Linked DNA regions of Homo sapiens: region 1 is linked to region 2. The links are chromatin loops, found by intact Hi-C in ENCODE. Cell type or tissue: OCI-LY7. All regions are shown on one strand. Each heading gives the region's core, and the rest is flanking DNA. Links, peaks and the distances in the headings are about the cores only.

Region 1 (8,335 bases), core at 280-8,279, 600 kb after region 2:
GAATTTTATGTTTTATAAAGTGCTTCTGAAAGCTAAGATTTGAAAGAAGTCTGAAATCAAAGTATTTGGCAGCATAACTCCTTAAAGGTAGTGGCGTTGATAGACCATTTTCAGACAGAATTTATAAAGAATCTGAAAAGGCAGGTCTGTGATAGAGAAATGGACCTGCATTCAGATCCAACTGCCCAGCAAGCGTTTGGATGCAGACACTGCTCTGGACGTGGTATACTCCCCAGAGTCCATAAAAATCAGTGCTTATTTTAGGAAACAGGTTGCCCCCCACAACTGGGGTAAAAGAAGAGAGAAAAGTCACGCTTTTCTCTCATTTCATTGTGTGTGCATGTGTGCGTGTGTGTGTGTGTGTGTGTGTGCTGAGATGTGTGATTTTTCTTTCTCAAGGATCATGGTGGGATCACAGAACTCTTTTATACAAGTGAGATCCAGGTCTCTGAATATCTTTTTGTATATAATAATAATAAAAAGCTCCTCACCAAATTCAAGCTTGTACATTATATTTTCTTTCTGTGTTTTTAAATTTAAGTTTTATTGTTTTGTATGTAAATATGTGGACCCAGGAACTGTTATTAATGAGCAAAAAGTTACTGTTCAGGGCAGTGATTCTGTTTAATAATCAGACAAAATGTAGACGAGCTTTTTAAAGCCATATAGTTTTAACTCTGTACAGTAGGTACCGGCCTGTATTATTGTAACAATAACTCTAGCAATGTATAGTGTATCTATATAGTTTGGAGTGCCTTCGCTTCCATGTGTTTTTTTTTTTAATTTGTTCTTTTTTAAATTTTAATTGGTTTCCTTTATCCATGTCTCCCTGTCCACCCCCTTTCCCTTTGAAATAATAACTCACTCATAACAGTATCTTTGCCCCTTCCACAGTTAAGTTTCAGTGATACCATACTCAGGAGTGGGAAGAGGAAATCATATTCGTAATTTCATTTCGTTGAAGCCCTGCCTTTGTTTTGGTTCTGAATGTCTTTCCTCCTCGGTAGCAGTGAGACCGGTTTCATTTCATACTTAGTCCATTCAGGGACTTAGTGTAGCACCAGGGAGCCCTAGAGCTGGAGGATATCGAATAGATTAAATTTTGCTCGTCTCTTCCACAAGCCCTAACCATGGGTCTTAAAAACAGCAGATTCTGGGAGCCTTCCATGCTCTCTCTCTCTCCTCTTTTATCTACTTCCCTCCCAAATGAGAGAGTGACAGAGAATTGTTTTTTTATAAATCGAAGTTTCTTAATAGTATCAGGTTTTGATACGTCAGTGGTCTAAAATGCTATAGTGCAATTACTAGCAGTTACTGCACGGAGTGCCACCGTGCCAATAGAGGACTGTTGTTTTAACAAGGGAACTCTTAGCCCATTTCCTCCCTCCCGCCATCTCTACCCTTGCTCAATGAAATATCATTTTAATTTCTTTTAAAAAAAATCAGTTTAATTCTTACTGTGTGCCCAACACGAAGGCCTTTTTTGAAAGAAAAATAGAATGTTTTGCCTCAAAGTAGTCCATATAAAATGTCTTGAATAGAAGAAAAAACTACCAAACCAAAGGTTACTATTTTTGAAACATCGTGTGTTCATTCCAGCAAGGCAGAAGACTGCACCTTCTTTCCAGTGACATGCTGTGTCATTTTTTTTAAGTCCTCTTAATTTTTAGACACATTTTTGGTTTATGTTTTAACAATGTATGCCTAACCAGTCATCTTGTCTGCACCAATGCAAAGGTTTCTGAGAGGAGTATTCTCTATCCCTGTGGATATGAAGACACTGGCATTTCATCTATTTTTCCCTTTCCTTTTTAAAGGATTTAACTTTGGAATCTTCCAAAGGAAGTTTGGCCAATGCCAGATCCCCAGGAATTTGGGGGGTTTTCTTTCTTTTCAACTGAAATTGTATCTGATTCCTACTGTTCATGTTAGTGATCATCTAATCACAGAGCCAAACACTTTTCTCCCCTGTGTGGAAAAGTAGGTATGCTTTACAATAAAATCTGTCTTTTCTGGTAGAAACCTGAGCCACTGAAAATAAAAGAGACAACTAGAAGCACAGTAGAGTCCCAGACTGAGATCTACCTTTGAGAGGCTTTGAAAGTAATCCCTGGGGTTTGGATTATTTTCACAAGGGTTATGCCGTTTTATTCAAGTTTGTTGCTCCGTTTTGCACCTCTGCAATAAAAGCAAAATGACAACCAGTACATAAGGGGTTAGCTTGACAAAGTAGACTTCCTTGTGTTAATTTTTAAGTTTTTTTTTCCTTAACTATATCTGTCTACAGGCAGATACAGATAGTTGTATGAAAATCTGCTTGCCTGTAAAATTTGCATTTATAAATGTGTTGCCGATGGATCACTTGGGCCTGTACACATACCAATTAGCGTGACCACTTCCATCTTAAAAACAAACCTAAAAAACAAAATTTATTATATATATATATATATATATATAAAGGACTGTGGGTTGTATACAAACTATTGCAAACACTTGTGCAAATCTGTCTTGATATAAAGGAAAAGCAAAATCTGTATAACATTATTACTACTTGAATGCCTCTGTGACTGATTTTTTTTTCATTTTAAATATAAACTTTTTTGTGAAAAGTATGCTCAATGTTTTTTTTCCCTTTCCCCATTCCCTTGTAAATACATTTTGTTCTATGTGACTTGGTTTGGAAATAGTTAACTGGTACTGTAATTTGCATTAAATAAAAAGTAGGTTAGCCTGGAAATGAAATTAAAATTCACAAGTGTGTGGTCTTTATTTCAGTACCCAACCCTCTTCCTTCACCCTACTATTTTGCCGCTGCAATATGTAGTCACATCACCATTTCCATTCCTCTAATTAGGGAAACATTAATCTTTGTTATACAGAACAAGATATCAATACCACTTCTTGTTCTTTCCAATGATTTTATTCCATTGTGTAGCCCCAAGAGGTGCAGCTTCCACCTTGGAAACCTTTGGATTTGATGTAGAGGAAGCTTTGCAGACACTGCTTAGAAAAGAAAGAAAACAACTCTGAAAGGGACAGTTTTTAAATGTGTATAAGCTGCTGTCTTTGATTACTGTGTTCATGATTTGGTGTGGCTGTATTTTCTTTTAACTTTCATCCTATTAGTAATGGTCTTTGGGGGTCTCTGTAAAATATATGGACACCACGAACAGTGGGGCTGTACCTCCCAGGTAACCAACACATGTTGTGTTTGAGTCTGCTCATTTCCAATACTGGATGATGTATGTAAACATGTTATGTCTCTTAGTGCAAAAAGAAACATCATTTTTTTAGGGCTGGCTCACTCTGTCAGGCCTAATCTAAAGGCTAGATATAAGGTCATGTGACTGCTGCTTCAATAAAAACAAATTTATATTCGATAAAGTGTGGTCCTCTTATTTATTTACTGTGGTGGTGGGGTTGGCTAATTCCAACATTGGTAAAACAGTTAAACACATTTAACCAGTAGGGGCGGCAGGGGAGGATTGGATTAGCAGAAACAGAAGTTACTTGTGCGATGCGCCTCCTGCTGGCACTGAAGTGCATTTGTTTGGGATTTGCTGCTGTCTTGCATAGGTTCTGGGATTGAGTTAAATATTGTGTTAGTGTCCTGCAAGACCTTTTAATTTAGAATCCTGAAAGACTGCCTTTTTAGTTTCTTTTCTTTTTTTTTTTTTTTTTTGAGACGGAGTCTCGCTCTATTGCCCAGGCTGGAGTGCAGTGGCGCGATCTCCGCTCACTGCAAGCTCCGCCTCCCGGGTTCACGCCATCTCCTGCCTCAGCCTCCCGAGTAGATGGGACTACAGGCGCCCGCCACCACGCCCGGCTAATTTTTTGTATTTTTAGTAGAGACGGGGTTTCACCGTGTTAGCCAGAATGGTCTCGATCTCCTGACCTCGTGATCCGCCCACCTCAGCCTCCCAAAGTGCTGGGATTACAGGCGTGAGCCTCCGCGCCCGGCCCCTGCCTTTTTAGTTTCTAAGTCTTTCCAAAAAGTACTGACCAAACAGTCCTTCGGGATCATATTTCAGGAGAGCAGTGATGGTAGATGTCATTTCGTTTTTTTTTGTTTTGTTTTGAGACAGAGTCTTTCTCTGTCGCCTAGGCTGGAGTGCAGTGGCGCAACCTCGACTCACTGCAACCTCCGCCTCTCGGGTTCAAGTGATTCTCCTGCCTCGGCCTCCTTAGTAGCTGAGACTACACCACGCCCGGATAATTTTTGCATTTTTAGTAGAGACAGGGTTTCACTTTTTTGGCCAGGCTGGTCTTGAACTCCTGACCTCAAGTGATCCGCCTGTCTCAGCCTCCCAAAGTGCTGGGATAACAGGCATGAGCCACCGTGCCCAGCCGGTAGATGTCATTTAGAAACGTGTTCTAGGAAGGTAGTGAGGAAAGGAGAGATTAGCTTTTAGATCCCTGTCATTGAGAAGTTTGTGAAAGGAAGTAAACAGAAGTGTTGGGATGGTCACACATTTCTCAAGTGTAGGAATATTTCACTCATCACCACCATCAGATTTAGGAGAGCTGAAGGACATAAAGGGAAACCTACCAGGAAAAAACAAGCTGCCGTGGAAGATGGCATAATGAGGCCCACAAGTTAGGAGTCAGGAGCTGGGAAGCCATGGATAATCATACGTATGTTTCTCCTTACATCCTCTTTCTCCAGAAGGGAGTGGCCACTCTGGCCCTTCCCACAGATTTGTCATCAATGTCAAGACTTAATTAGACAAAGTTCTGGGCTAGGTAGAGAGAGGCTGTTGAGTGGCCCTGACTAATGAGGGGGCAGATGGTAGCAGTAGCTTGCTTAGGTCTTTTGCCCTGAGCTTTGGAGACTGACTCCATCCTCTCCTCACTGACCCAGAAAAAAAAAAAAAAAAAAAAAGTGGTCACAAGGATGCCTAAAAACTGATGCTTAGTTCTGTTTACTCAAAAGTTCAGGGAAGGGAGTAAAGAAGAAACTCAAATGTTGGAGTAGGAAGGTTAAAATCTGGCTTCTAGTCCCATAAACTTGTGATCCACAGACCTACTGAAAGGAAGTACCCTATGTGAACTCTTCAGGGCATCTAACATTGAATCTTTCTTCACTCTTGAAATACATTTAGTTTTTATAATCTATATAAATTATATGTACATATCAATTCAATGTTTGGAGAACTACCCTGGAGTTTTTAAATCAAGACTGGGAGATGGAAATTTGCCCTCCATTCCATCTTAACCTCACCTTACCCTGTCCTACAGCTTACAACAGTTTCAGGCTCTTGAACAAATAGCACTCGAATCATTTCAGTAAGGAAAGGGAGATGCATATGATTTATGAATACACTGGAGTGAAATCTATCTTTCCAAATTAGAAATTTGTATTTCTAATTATAAATGGATTCATAATTAAAATTCCTGGGAGCAAAAGCTGCATTCATTGAGTTTGGAAAGAGAAGCTCTTTTTTTCCCTCAGTATCTTTTCTAAAAATAAGTGCTCCCTATATCTCCTTAATGCAGAAAAATCTGGTAAAGTCAGAGGGATGACAGAATATGTTTACTTGCTTTGATTTATATTACTGATGATTTACCATGTTCTCAAAGTTTGGCCTGCTTCTTGTAAAATGTCAAAAGCTAAGTAATTATCTGTTCTTTAAAATTCAGTTACTGTGAAGTTTCATTTGAATGAAATATTAGACATTTAAAATTAATTCCTACTTTTTTTTTTTTTTGAGACAGAGTCTCGCTCTTTCCCCCAGGCTGGAGTGCAGTGGCACGATCTCAGCTCACTGCAACCTCCGCCTGCCTGGTTCAAGTGATTCTCCCGCCACGGCCTCCCAAGTAGCTGAGACTACACGTGCCCAGCACCACACCTGGCTAATTTTTTGTATTTTTAGTAGAGACGGGGTTTCACTGTGTTAGCCAGGATGGTCTCGATCTTCTGACCTTGTGATCCGCCAGCCTTGGCCTCCCAAAGTGCTGGGATTACAGGCCTGAGCCACCTCGCCCGGACTACATTTTAATTATGGTATGCACATATGTTAAACTTTTATACAGAACAATCATTTTATAAGTAAGCCAAGTTAAATAATTCATTTTTATGTTCTTACGCCGGAGTCTTCAGATTTATACAGGATAATAATAAAATAAGTAGTAAAAATATGTATGCTTGCGTATGTTTCTATTTCCACACCCCCACATTATTTTCCCCAGAAAAAAGCCAAAAAAGTTTACCCCTCTAGCCAAAAGTACATTATTTAATTCCTTTTGCCTTGATTTGACATTAAACCCAGGGCTACATTTCCCAAAACTAGTTCTTAGGTGTGGAATGCCTTATATAAAGTATAATTTGTGAAAATGCAAAAAAATTTTTACTCACAAGTGGCTATAAACAAGGCAGGCACTTTCATACCCTTTAGCTTTGAGAATAGATGTGTACACAGAAATATAAGGTGCATGTAAATGGTTCTTCTCCGGTGTGTTTAACTGATTGTCAGCGTAGCCTTGTCACAGAGCATACCCAGCATTCCAGCCCCAGGAACAAACCCAGGCCCCATCAAGTGGCAAACAGACCTACCTACACCAAATCACACACACGCACTCACAGCTGCAGTTTGTGCCCTTGCTCCTACAGACTCATGTCCTTGGGAACCTTCACTTGGGTACCCAGTGCCCGCCATCACAGCTCAGCATCCACACAGGGAAATTCCTTGTGCTGCTTTTGTCACTTATCATTTCTCCTTTTGATCCAAATCGTTTGTGTTTCTGTTTGTTTTTTTAACTATAAACTCTGTGAGCTCAGGATCTATATCTGAGTCAATGCTGTATACCCCACAGCAGGCTACCTATTATCGGTGCTTAATAATGTGTTCAAATGGATGCAGAGACACAGAATGATGTGGCCGGAATGAGGTCATGCCAAGCTTCTGACATTTGGTGCAGGCCTCCTGGCTTCTCATCTCTCTAGAGGACTCCCACAGATACTCATGCGCCTGCCGATGAGTACAGGCCTGGAGCCCACAAAGCAGCTCGGAAGAGGAGGGGAACGAGTGGGAAGTGGGAGACAGGACTATTAGAGGTAGCAATGAAAAGACTCAGGAAGCGAACAAACGTGGGTATGTGGGCATAGACCCCAGATGGCCCATCCTTGGTCGCTTGGTCCCTTCCACACCTTGACACTTTAGTGGGATCTGAGGGATTTCTCCCCAGACCACAGGGCCTTTTAAAAGGAAAGGGCAACCTTGCCTCTCTGATGGTCCTGACCTACAGGTCAGTGCACTCTCCACGTAAGAGTCTGTGGCTTCACTCCCTACAGACTGAACTGGGGGTGGGGGGCACCCATGTCCTTCCTGAGGAATGCTAGCCAGCTGTCATAGCAGGAATTCCCTAGGGAGACAGGCCAGCAGGGCATTGTCGGCTCTTGGCAGTGTCCATCTGTCTTGGCCCGGGAGTGGCGGCTCAGAGGGCTCTGGGTCTGGCTGCCTCTCGGAGGTGTCACCCAAGGGCAGCCGCTCAGCTACCTGTGATGCCGAACAACTCCTGCATGAGGGGCGTAGCAAAGGGGTGTATGTCCTGGATGCGCAGCAGCCGCTGGGTGTGCTGAGCATTGATGCTGCGGAGCTCGGTGAGCATAGCCATGATCTTCAGGAACAAGAACCTGCATGCCAGCCAGAGAAAAGATTGTGGGTGCAGCCCGCCCTGACCCACAAGCCTCAGGGCTGCTCTGAGGCTGCACAAGCATAATCTCTGGACATTTCAGGTCAGCCAAGAGACAAGGCTTGGCTGAATTCCGTAAGCTTCTCTTTTACCCTGTAGATGAGAAAGGCAGAACAGCCTGCCCAATACTCTCCCCACTCCCATCCCATTCATGGGAGCTGTGTCTTTTTTTTTTTTTTTTCTTTAAAGGGACAGGATCTCGTTCTGTCACCCAGGCTAGAGCATGATGGCACGATCATGGACTCACTGCAGTGTCAAACTCCTGGACTCAAGAGACCTCCAGCCTCAGCCTCCTGGGTAGCTAGGACTAGAGCACATGCCACCATACCTGGCTAATTTTTTAAAATTTTTCTAGAGTTGGGGTCTGGCTATGTTGCCTAGGCTGGTTTTGAACTCCTGGCCCCAAGGGATCCTCCTGTCTTGACCTCTCAAAGTGCTGGGATTATAGGTGTGAGCCACGACACCCAGCTGCGGGAGTTGCATCTTTGTACACAGAGACTTCCGTGGGAAAATGTAGATATTGCAGCTACCAGTTTGGGGGTGTGGGGCTGTCACTGCCTTCGTTAATGTCCAGGGGCCAGGACTGAGCAGAGTCGTTGTGGAGGTTAGGGGCTGCAGGCTGGAATCCCTTCCTGGAACTAGC
Region 2 (8,335 bases), core at 255-8,254:
GCCTGGGAGCAACCAGCATCTCACCCCATACGCCCCACTGCAGACCTCCCCCTGCTCTCCCCAGTTCTGTGAATTCCTTTGTCCCCAGCTCCATGGTATTCTGTGTATATCTGAGGGGCCCTGGTGTTCCTGTGAAGTTTCCATGACTAATTCTGGCAAAGCAAAGAGAGCCTTTCTCACGTCAACAAAGCCACTCTGTCGCAGAATAGTGGCAAGTAGAGCCAAAATTCCACCTTGGCATAAGTAGAGCTGTTCTTTTTTAAAAGAGTTGGAAGGAGGAAAAGAATGGAGGGGACAGAGCCGGCCCACTTCATGTTAGTGAAATGATGGTATATTAAACTGACAGTTTTATGGCTTTGCTTATAAGCTTCCTTTCCTGCCAAAGCACACTGTTCTTCCAGAAATTATTTTACTTCAGAAGACTTTTTTTTAAACATTCAACGTGTATTTTATGTTCAGACTTAATTCTGGTTGGCCCAGAGACTCAGATGCACGATCACCTCTACTGGTAGTTTTGCAAATAACTTGCTTCTCCATTTGCTTGCAAAGATCTTTTTTGATTGCAAAAATCATTTCCATTTTTTAAGACCTTGGATTCAAGACATTTCCTGGCTTTGATTTGTAAAGAGGTAGAGTGGTTTAGTGGAAAGAGGCTGGGATTAAAGTCTGGAGACCTAGGGCCAGGCCTCAATTCTACAACTGTGAGATCTTGGACCAGTCACATGTAGCTGTGAGCCTCAGTTTTATTTTCACCATAGGATCTTAAATCTAGAAGGGCCTCAGAGGTATCCCCTGCCTGCCTATCTAAAAAGAATCAAAAATGACAGTAAAATTACAGATCAACCAGAATTGCTGTGCAAGTATGAATATTGCCATTCAATGGCTGACCGTTGCTCAGATACTTTCTACCTAGTAAAAAGTCAGGAATGTTCCCAGTCTGTCTTCTACCAAAGGGAGTTTGCAATGTGAAAATTAATGAGACCAAATCTCCAGAGCTTGGCTTGCAACACACGAAATGAAAACAACACGGAGACTGGTCAGGAAGATGATGCAGAAGGATAAAGCTAGAAATCTGATGTTTCTCCATTGCAGGCAGATATTTTGCTGATTTTTATCAATATATCTGAGTGTCCACACTTCCAAAACACACCCTCTACCCCCACTCAAATCAATTACATTCTCACAGGTACATTTAGACTTATAGGTTCATACTTTTGTGATATTGGACCTGCCTGTGACCTCATACTCCTAGAAAACATCCATGTGCCAATGTGGTTATCTACGCATACATGAAGTCCTCATACTGCTTTGGGACCTCATTCCTAAAATCATTACAGTGGTAGAACAAACACTTCTATTTGCAAGAACTGCATTGTACCTTGTGACCTCACCCTGTGCCAGCCCTTGGAACTGTCCCCACTCCCCAAAGCTCACTGCCTTGATTGTACCCCAAGAGGGAACCTTGAGGCTCTGGAGTCAGACTGGCCTTTGTTCTATTCCTGAGTCAGCTCTCACTAGTTATGTGGCCTCCATGCGTCACAGAGCTTTCCTGACTCTCCGATGCCTCTGCATCTGTTACATGGGACTAAAAATACAGAGACCTGCACAGAGGTTGTGAGGACAGAGATATCTGCAGAGCCTCACTCAGCTGAAGGTGCTAAAATTAACATTGGCCCTGGGTCCTAGGCCCTTGTCATCCCCGACTAGATTACAGTCTTAAACCTGGCCGGTTTTCCTGCTTGCAGCCTCTCTCCATCCAGGCTGCCTTGCACTTTGAATCAGAATTTCAGAAAGGACCCAACACAAATTAACATTCCAAAGCACCATATCCATCATGTTACCTACCCAATCCCAAACCTTCCAAGGTTCTCACTTCTCATAGTCGCTGTGGAGAGCCCCTCAGGTCAGCCATCGAGCGCCACCCCTCTCCCCATCATCACCTGCCACCCTGCTTCATCTCCCTCTTCCTCACCACGAGAAGGGTTGAACCCATGAGCATGTTCAACCCCTCTCAAGGTGTTCTTTTCCCCCACTCAGAATCAGTTTCTCAGTAGATGGGTAAGACTACCCACCACCCTAAGCAACTTTCTAGGCACCTCGGGGATGCACCTGACACTCCCACTCCCAGAGAAGATGAGGCTTGGAGAAGAGCTTTCAATGGCACAAAGCCTATCTCTCTGGAGAAAATTTTCTTCATTGTTGATTTCTGCATCAAAGCATGCCTGTGAATGGGGATCACTGGGGAGGGCTATGAGGCTGCAGGTGAGACCTCCCCCACATTGGTAGATCCCCCTACCCATGTTTTTGGAGCAGCCACCCTATTCTTCCACCTCCTGCACCACTTCTTGTTCCGAGGACAGAGCTGGGTGGAGCTGCAGGAGCCAACACTGCGCTTCTGCATTGCAGTGCTGGGCTGTGCAAGACAGAGAGAGATTGCCACCTATTGACAGACGTGTCACCTGCAAAGAGGAATGATTGTGTAACTAGTGGCTCCCCCCTTCTCTGTGTGCTCTTCAAACGGGCCTTTTGTTTTTTCCATTCAGTGAGTCCTTCTGTTCTCTATTATCACTGCAGTGCAAGGGAGGACAGGGAAAAACGGGGACATGACAGCCCAAGGTGGTAGTGACAGCATCTCAGTGGGAAAGTTGTCTGAAAATAAATTGCCCACTGTAGTAATAGCCACTTTCAGTTGTGTGGCAGGCACTGTGCTGCCTGCAGTACATCCCGTTTAATCCTCACAACAACCCTCTAAGAATCAGTACTCCCAGTTTTCACGAGGAAGCTGAGGTTTAAAGAGAGCACCTGGCCCACGACCAGCAAGTAAGGAATAGAGGTGGGATGTGGGTAATTTAAACCTAAATCTCTGACGCACTCTTAACGCACATTCTCCCGACACTTGCTAATTATGCAACTCACACCCCCATCATAATTTCCTTACGTCATCTGGATATGAAAATAAATCAAATATAAACTGCTTTCCCTTTGGGCAGAATTCTAGCTCTGCCACTTTCTAGTTATTTAAGCCTCTGCTCTCTCACCTGTGAAATGGGGCTAGTAATGATGTCTAACTTAAGGAGTTATTGAAGAGCTTAAATCACATATAATAAAAATAGTAGGATGCCGGATATTTATAAATGGGAGTTTAGTTATCAGTGGTTGAAGATACGAGTTGGAATCCTAGCTCCTCTCATTTCTAGCTTTGGAAACTTGGGCAAGTTATCTGACCTTTCTGGTCTTCAATTTCCTCATCTATGGAATAGGGTTAATAATAATATACCTATTCTTGCAGGGTTTCCCTATAAGACAAAATCATGTGTATGAAAACATTTTGTAAATTGTACTATTCAAATATTAGTTGTTATAACTCAAAAGTTATCTGTTTCTTCAAATGGATTTTTGAGAACTATTCCTGAAAAATGACTTGGTTTAATTCAATCCGTTTTTAATACTTACTAAAAACAACAATGTAAGTTAAAAGGAGGTTCCATACATGCCACAGGCTTTTCTGCAAGTAGCTCTATAAGGCATTCCCATGAATAACAGGTTTCATATGCAGCTTGTTTTACAGTTGGTACTTCCACATGTATCTCACTGAATCTCCGCAGGGCAGGGTTGGCATTTACCCCTACTTTATAGATGAGGACATGTGAGCCTTAAAGAATGAAAATTACTAGTTAAGGACAGAGACTAGTGAGTGGAGGTTTGTGGGTGTTTGCCTGTGGAGCTGTGTGCGGGTGTCTTTGAGTGCAGGCATGTGTCTGAGCATGCTTTTTTATGCATTTGTGTGTCCATAACTCATGGGAACAACTCGTCAGCAAAAACCTTTTCCTCTTCCTTTTTCGTGTTGCCTTACATTGTCAGGCACAGTTTCCACAAGAGGGCCCTGCCTGGAGAATATCCTTGATTTTTATCTCCACTCTCTGTTTAGGAAAACAAAAGCTCTCCAATCCCCGCGGACTTCTGGGAATTACTTCCTCTTTCTTCCCCGCCTGCTAGCTTTCTTGAATTCGCCTTAGCAACATTCAAAAAAGAATTGGTTTATCAACAGCATGTGAACCAATGAAATGTGAGCTGAGAACGGCTTCTAGACCAATGGGAGCCCTGCATGACCAGCAAGCTGGCTTGGGACAGAAAATAATGACCTGGAGTTTGCAGAGCAGCCTCTGGGTGGCAGCAGACTAGCTGTATTGGATACAGCACCTCAGCTCGAAAGCCTCTTCTTTCTTTTTGCTTTTTTCCCCTAATCTTGAGTATAAAACATTCACCAACTATAAGAATTGTACTGTTACAAGACTTGTGGGTGTGAGTTCTCTGCATAATGTGGTAGACATGGCCTGGAGGGTGGACTGTCTGGTTCCATCCCTGCCTTACCCCAGCCAGCCCCATGACCCCATCGTGCCTCCTGCAGTCTTTGTTGGTTTTGTCACAGCATCTAGCCCAGTAGCCTTGAGTCTGGAGGTCTTTCGTGATTTTGCCTGCCCAGCCAGTCAGGATGAGAAGCTGGGGAAATCACATTCTCCTTCATGCAACCACCACTACCCCTGGGTTGAGTGGTGAATGAGGTGGGGCTGGCTTTCTGCCACCAGTGAATGGGAGGGAAGGGATGAGCCACCAACAGATCAGTGCCTGTCAATACCCCCACATTCTCAGGTGGCATACACTGAGACCATTCCCTGCCTTGTCAGTTCTGCTGCACACGTCTGAACAGGGGAATGCCTGACTAGCAAATGATTTGAGAATAGTTCTACTTTCAGGCAGCTTCGCCCTCTTAATCTTGAAGACAGTGGCAGACATGGGTAGGGGCTAAATGGGACCATAGCAAAAATAGCGAATCCACGTTTCCAATGGTTTAGCCATCCTTCTTTTGCCCTTTGAGATGATAATGCCTAGAACACCATTCAGTCAGGTTTGGGTCCTTCAGATAGTCATAGTTCTGTACAATGTTTCCATTTCTGCCTGACTTACTCCTCTCACCCTTTAAGAATCAGTTAAGACCTAGTATCTTCAGAAAGTATCCTTTGAAAAATTCTCACCCTCTTCCTCCCCTCCAGCTCCCTGGTGATCCTGTTCTTGCACTTCCTGTGTTGTTTTCCAAATGTCTCTTTCTTTGTGAGTTTCCTCTGAGAGTCATGGAGCTTCCTGAGGACAGGGTCTGTCCTTTGTATCTCCATCTCAGCGTAGTGTTGGCATAAAATTGGTGCTCAACAAGCATTTTTAGAAGAAAGGAAGCATGCAAGAAAGGAACTCTTGCTCTTTGAGAAACATATTAGGGACTCAGAAGTACCTGAACCTGGGCTGAAGCAGTATCTGGGAGTAGGGCACTAGCTGTTGGAGGCAACGTCTCCAACAGCTGTTTAAGACCCAACATCTAGCTGTTTAAGACCATGAGCCATGACTCCAGAGCAAAGCCCAAGCCTGAAAGATAATCTCATTATGGGCTCATTCCATAATGGGTTCATCTCAGTCACACGGTTTCCTTTATGATTGTATGTTTTAGGAAGAGCTAAGGAGCAAATCCAAGATCTGTGCCAATGTGTTTTGTGGAGCCGGCCGGGAATGTGCAGTCACAGAGAAAGGGGAACCCACCTGTCTCTGCATTGAGGTAAGTCCTGATGTCGGGAGCCAGAGGACAGTGGCCAAGGCCAATGTGGTACCTTGCGGAGCCACCCATCAGCAGGCAGTGCCAATGATTTCATTCTCTTTATAAAAGCATTCTTCATCCCCCTGAAAAACGTGGAATTCTTATTCCAGATTCCTGATTTTTAAAGCATGGATATTTTTTCTTTTAAAAAAATTTAGCTTTATAAGATTTTTTAATTAAAAAATAAGAATTGTTTTATATAAGTCAAATAGTACAGACATTTACACAAGCATAAAATTATAATCTTCCCCCATAACCCTTCAATCCCTTAGTCTGAAGTAACCAGCGTTAACAATTTGATACATGTTCCACATGTTTTTCTTTTCTATGTTACTATAAGCATAGGGTTTATATGCTACTGTAGACATAATGGTTCCCCCTATTTTATGCAAAAATGGGATCATGATATGGATATAGATATATACAGTTTGTATTCTTTACTCATTAATTTATCAGGGACAACCCTCTAGATCAGCACATATACTTTTAACTCATTTAACTCATTGTAGTGGCATAATGTTTAGTAATATAAAAGAACTAGATTTATTCAATCATTTTCCCATAGATGGACATTCAGTTGGTTCTTTGGGTTGTTTACCACTATAACCAATAACATCCTTGTGCAAATACCCTTATATGCCCCTGCCTTTATTTCTGTAGCATTGATTGACACCAGGGCTTGCTAGGTCAGAGGATATGCAAATTTTTAAAAACAGTAGATGAGATGCAGGGTTTTTTTTTTTTAATGTTTTTTTTTTTTTGAAAAACAAACATGAATATGTATTTATTCCATTGTATAAAAGCAATAATTTAGAAATTAAAAGAACGTTGCAGAGATCTCTAAATAGAGCTAAAGATTTTTTTTCTTTCTTTTTTTTTTAATTTATTTATTTTTTATTGATAATTCTTGGGTGTTTCTCACAGAGGGGGATTTGGCAGGGTCATAGGACAATAGTGGAGGGAAGGTCAGCAGATAAACAAGTGAACAAAGGTCTCTGGTTTTCCTAGGCAGAGGACCCTGCGGCCTTCCGCAGTGTTTGTGTCCCTGGGTACTTGAGATTAGGGAGTGGTGATGACTCTTAATGAGCATGCTGCCTTCAAGCGTCTGTTTAACAAAGCACATCTTGCACCGCCCTTAATCCATTTAACCCTGAGTGGACACAGCATATGTTTCAGAGAGCACAGGGTTGGGGGTAAGGTCACAGATCAACAGGATCCCAAGGCAGAAGAAGTTTTCTTAGTACAGAACAAAATGAAAAGTCTCCCATGTCTACTTCTTTCTACACAGACATGGCAACCATCCGATTTCTCAATCTTTTCCCCACCTTTCCCGCCTTTCTATTCCACAAAGCCGCCATTGTCATCCTGGCCCGTTCTCAATGAGCTGTTGGGCACACCTCCCAGACGGGGTGGTGGCCGGGCAGAGGGGCTCCTCACTTCCCAGTAGGGGCGGCCGGGCAGAGGCGCTCCCCACATCTCAGACGATGGGCGGCCGGGCAGAGACGCTCCTCACTTCCTAGATGTGATGGCGGCCGGGAAGAGGTGCTCCTCACTTCCTAGGTGGGATGGCGGCCGGGCAGAGACGCTTCTCACGTTCCAGACTGGGCAGCCAGGCAGAGGGGCTCCTCACATCCCAGACGATAGGCGGCCAGGCAGAGACGCTCCTCACTTCCCAGACGGGGTGGCAGCCAGGCAGAGGCTGCAATCTCGGCACTTTGGGAGGCCAAGGCAGGCGGCTGGGAGGTGGAGGTTGTAGCGAGCCGAGATCACGCCACTGCACTCCAGCCTGGGCACCATTGAGCACTGAGTGAACGAGACTCCGTCTGCAATCCCGGCACCTCGGGAGGCCGAGGCTGGCGGATCACTTGCGGTTAGGGGCTGGAGACCGGCCTGGCCAACACAGCGAAACCCCGTCTCCACCAAAACCAGTCAGGCATGGCGGCGCAAGCCTGCAATCGCAGGCACTGGGCAGGCTGAGTCAGGAGAATCAGGCAGGGAGGTTGCAGTGAGCCGAGATGGCAGCAGTACAGTCCAGCTTCGGCTCAACATGAGAGGGAGACCGTGGAAAGAGAGGGAGAGGGAGGGGGAGGGGGAGAGGGAGAGGGAGTTTTTTTTTTAATGTTTAAAAAACAAAGAGAGCCTTTGATAAATACTTCTTTTGTAGGCTGGATTCTGACAAGTTCTGCCACTAAAGTGAACATAAATACCTTGGACATTCTGTTTTCTGTCAAAACAACCCATAGCCTGGAAACACGTCTTTCTGCAAATTAAATACAACCAATTTAGTCCCCAGGTTAAGGATCCTGATTTGTTGCCCCAGAAAGGAAGTTTTCTAACTCAGAAACCTAAAAGCCAGATCCTACTGGGGATCCATTAGCTCTGGGAGGTCCTCACTGGCAGTGTACCTGGCCACAGTGTGGTGGCATAAGCCTGGACTTAGGATCTAGAAACCTGATCCTAAAAATTGTACAACTAGATGTGGGTGAGCTGAGACCAAACCTGAGGTCTCAGGAGATGCTGTGAAGACAGTGCCCACATTTGGTTTTGCCCGTTGCCCAGCACATAGTGAGCACTCCATAATAAATATTGGTTCACTGAAATTTGTGTTTTTGGTATCCTCAACTAAAACTGGAAAGGTTGGGCTGCCATCCACTTCCAGTGCTCTGTGCTTCTTTTTACCATCTGCTCTTTCTT

What was found. Hi-C counts contacts between places; a loop is a spot of excess contacts. Peaks named below come from ENCODE experiments on the same cell type or tissue, not always from the same donor. Only the 100,000 strongest peaks of a DNase experiment are listed, where the experiment ranks them.
Region 1: a loop joins it to region 2, with 4 times the contacts of the local background. A loop is called at or near these places in 4 of 110 quality-filtered maps.

Annotation. Positions count from the first base shown.
Region 1 is chr3:119,816,366-119,824,700 of GRCh38, reverse strand. It overlaps NR1I2 (nuclear receptor subfamily 1 group I member 2), which reads right to left. Exons shown (of 9, transcript NM_003889.4): 9 at 6,214-7,633. The coding sequence ends at 7,489. It overlaps GSK3B (glycogen synthase kinase 3 beta), which reads left to right. Exons shown (of 11, transcript NM_001146156.2): 11 at 1-3,380. Among named protein-coding and RNA genes, the nearest start is that of NR1I2, 38 kb to the right of the region's middle. In OCI-LY7, for the core only: a CTCF peak has its summit at 3,505 (motif pointing left); a DNase peak (open chromatin) is centred at 3,510.
Region 2 is chr3:120,413,190-120,421,524 of GRCh38, reverse strand. It overlaps FSTL1 (follistatin like 1), which reads left to right. Exons shown (of 11, transcript NM_007085.5): 3 at 5,498-5,602. LOC124900546 (a long non-coding RNA gene) reads left to right here. Exons shown (of 2, transcript XR_007096030.1): 2 at 1-4,288. It also overlaps the pseudogene BTNL12P. Among named protein-coding and RNA genes, the nearest start is that of MIR198, 22 kb to the right of the region's middle. RefSeq lists enhancers at 4,254-4,423, 7,156-7,838. In OCI-LY7, for the core only: CTCF peaks have their summits at 2,234, 2,441, 3,962, 4,165 (motif pointing right) and 1 weaker place; DNase peaks (open chromatin) are centred at 2,434 and 4,104; H3K4me3 peaks cover 987 bases; H3K27ac peaks cover 342 bases.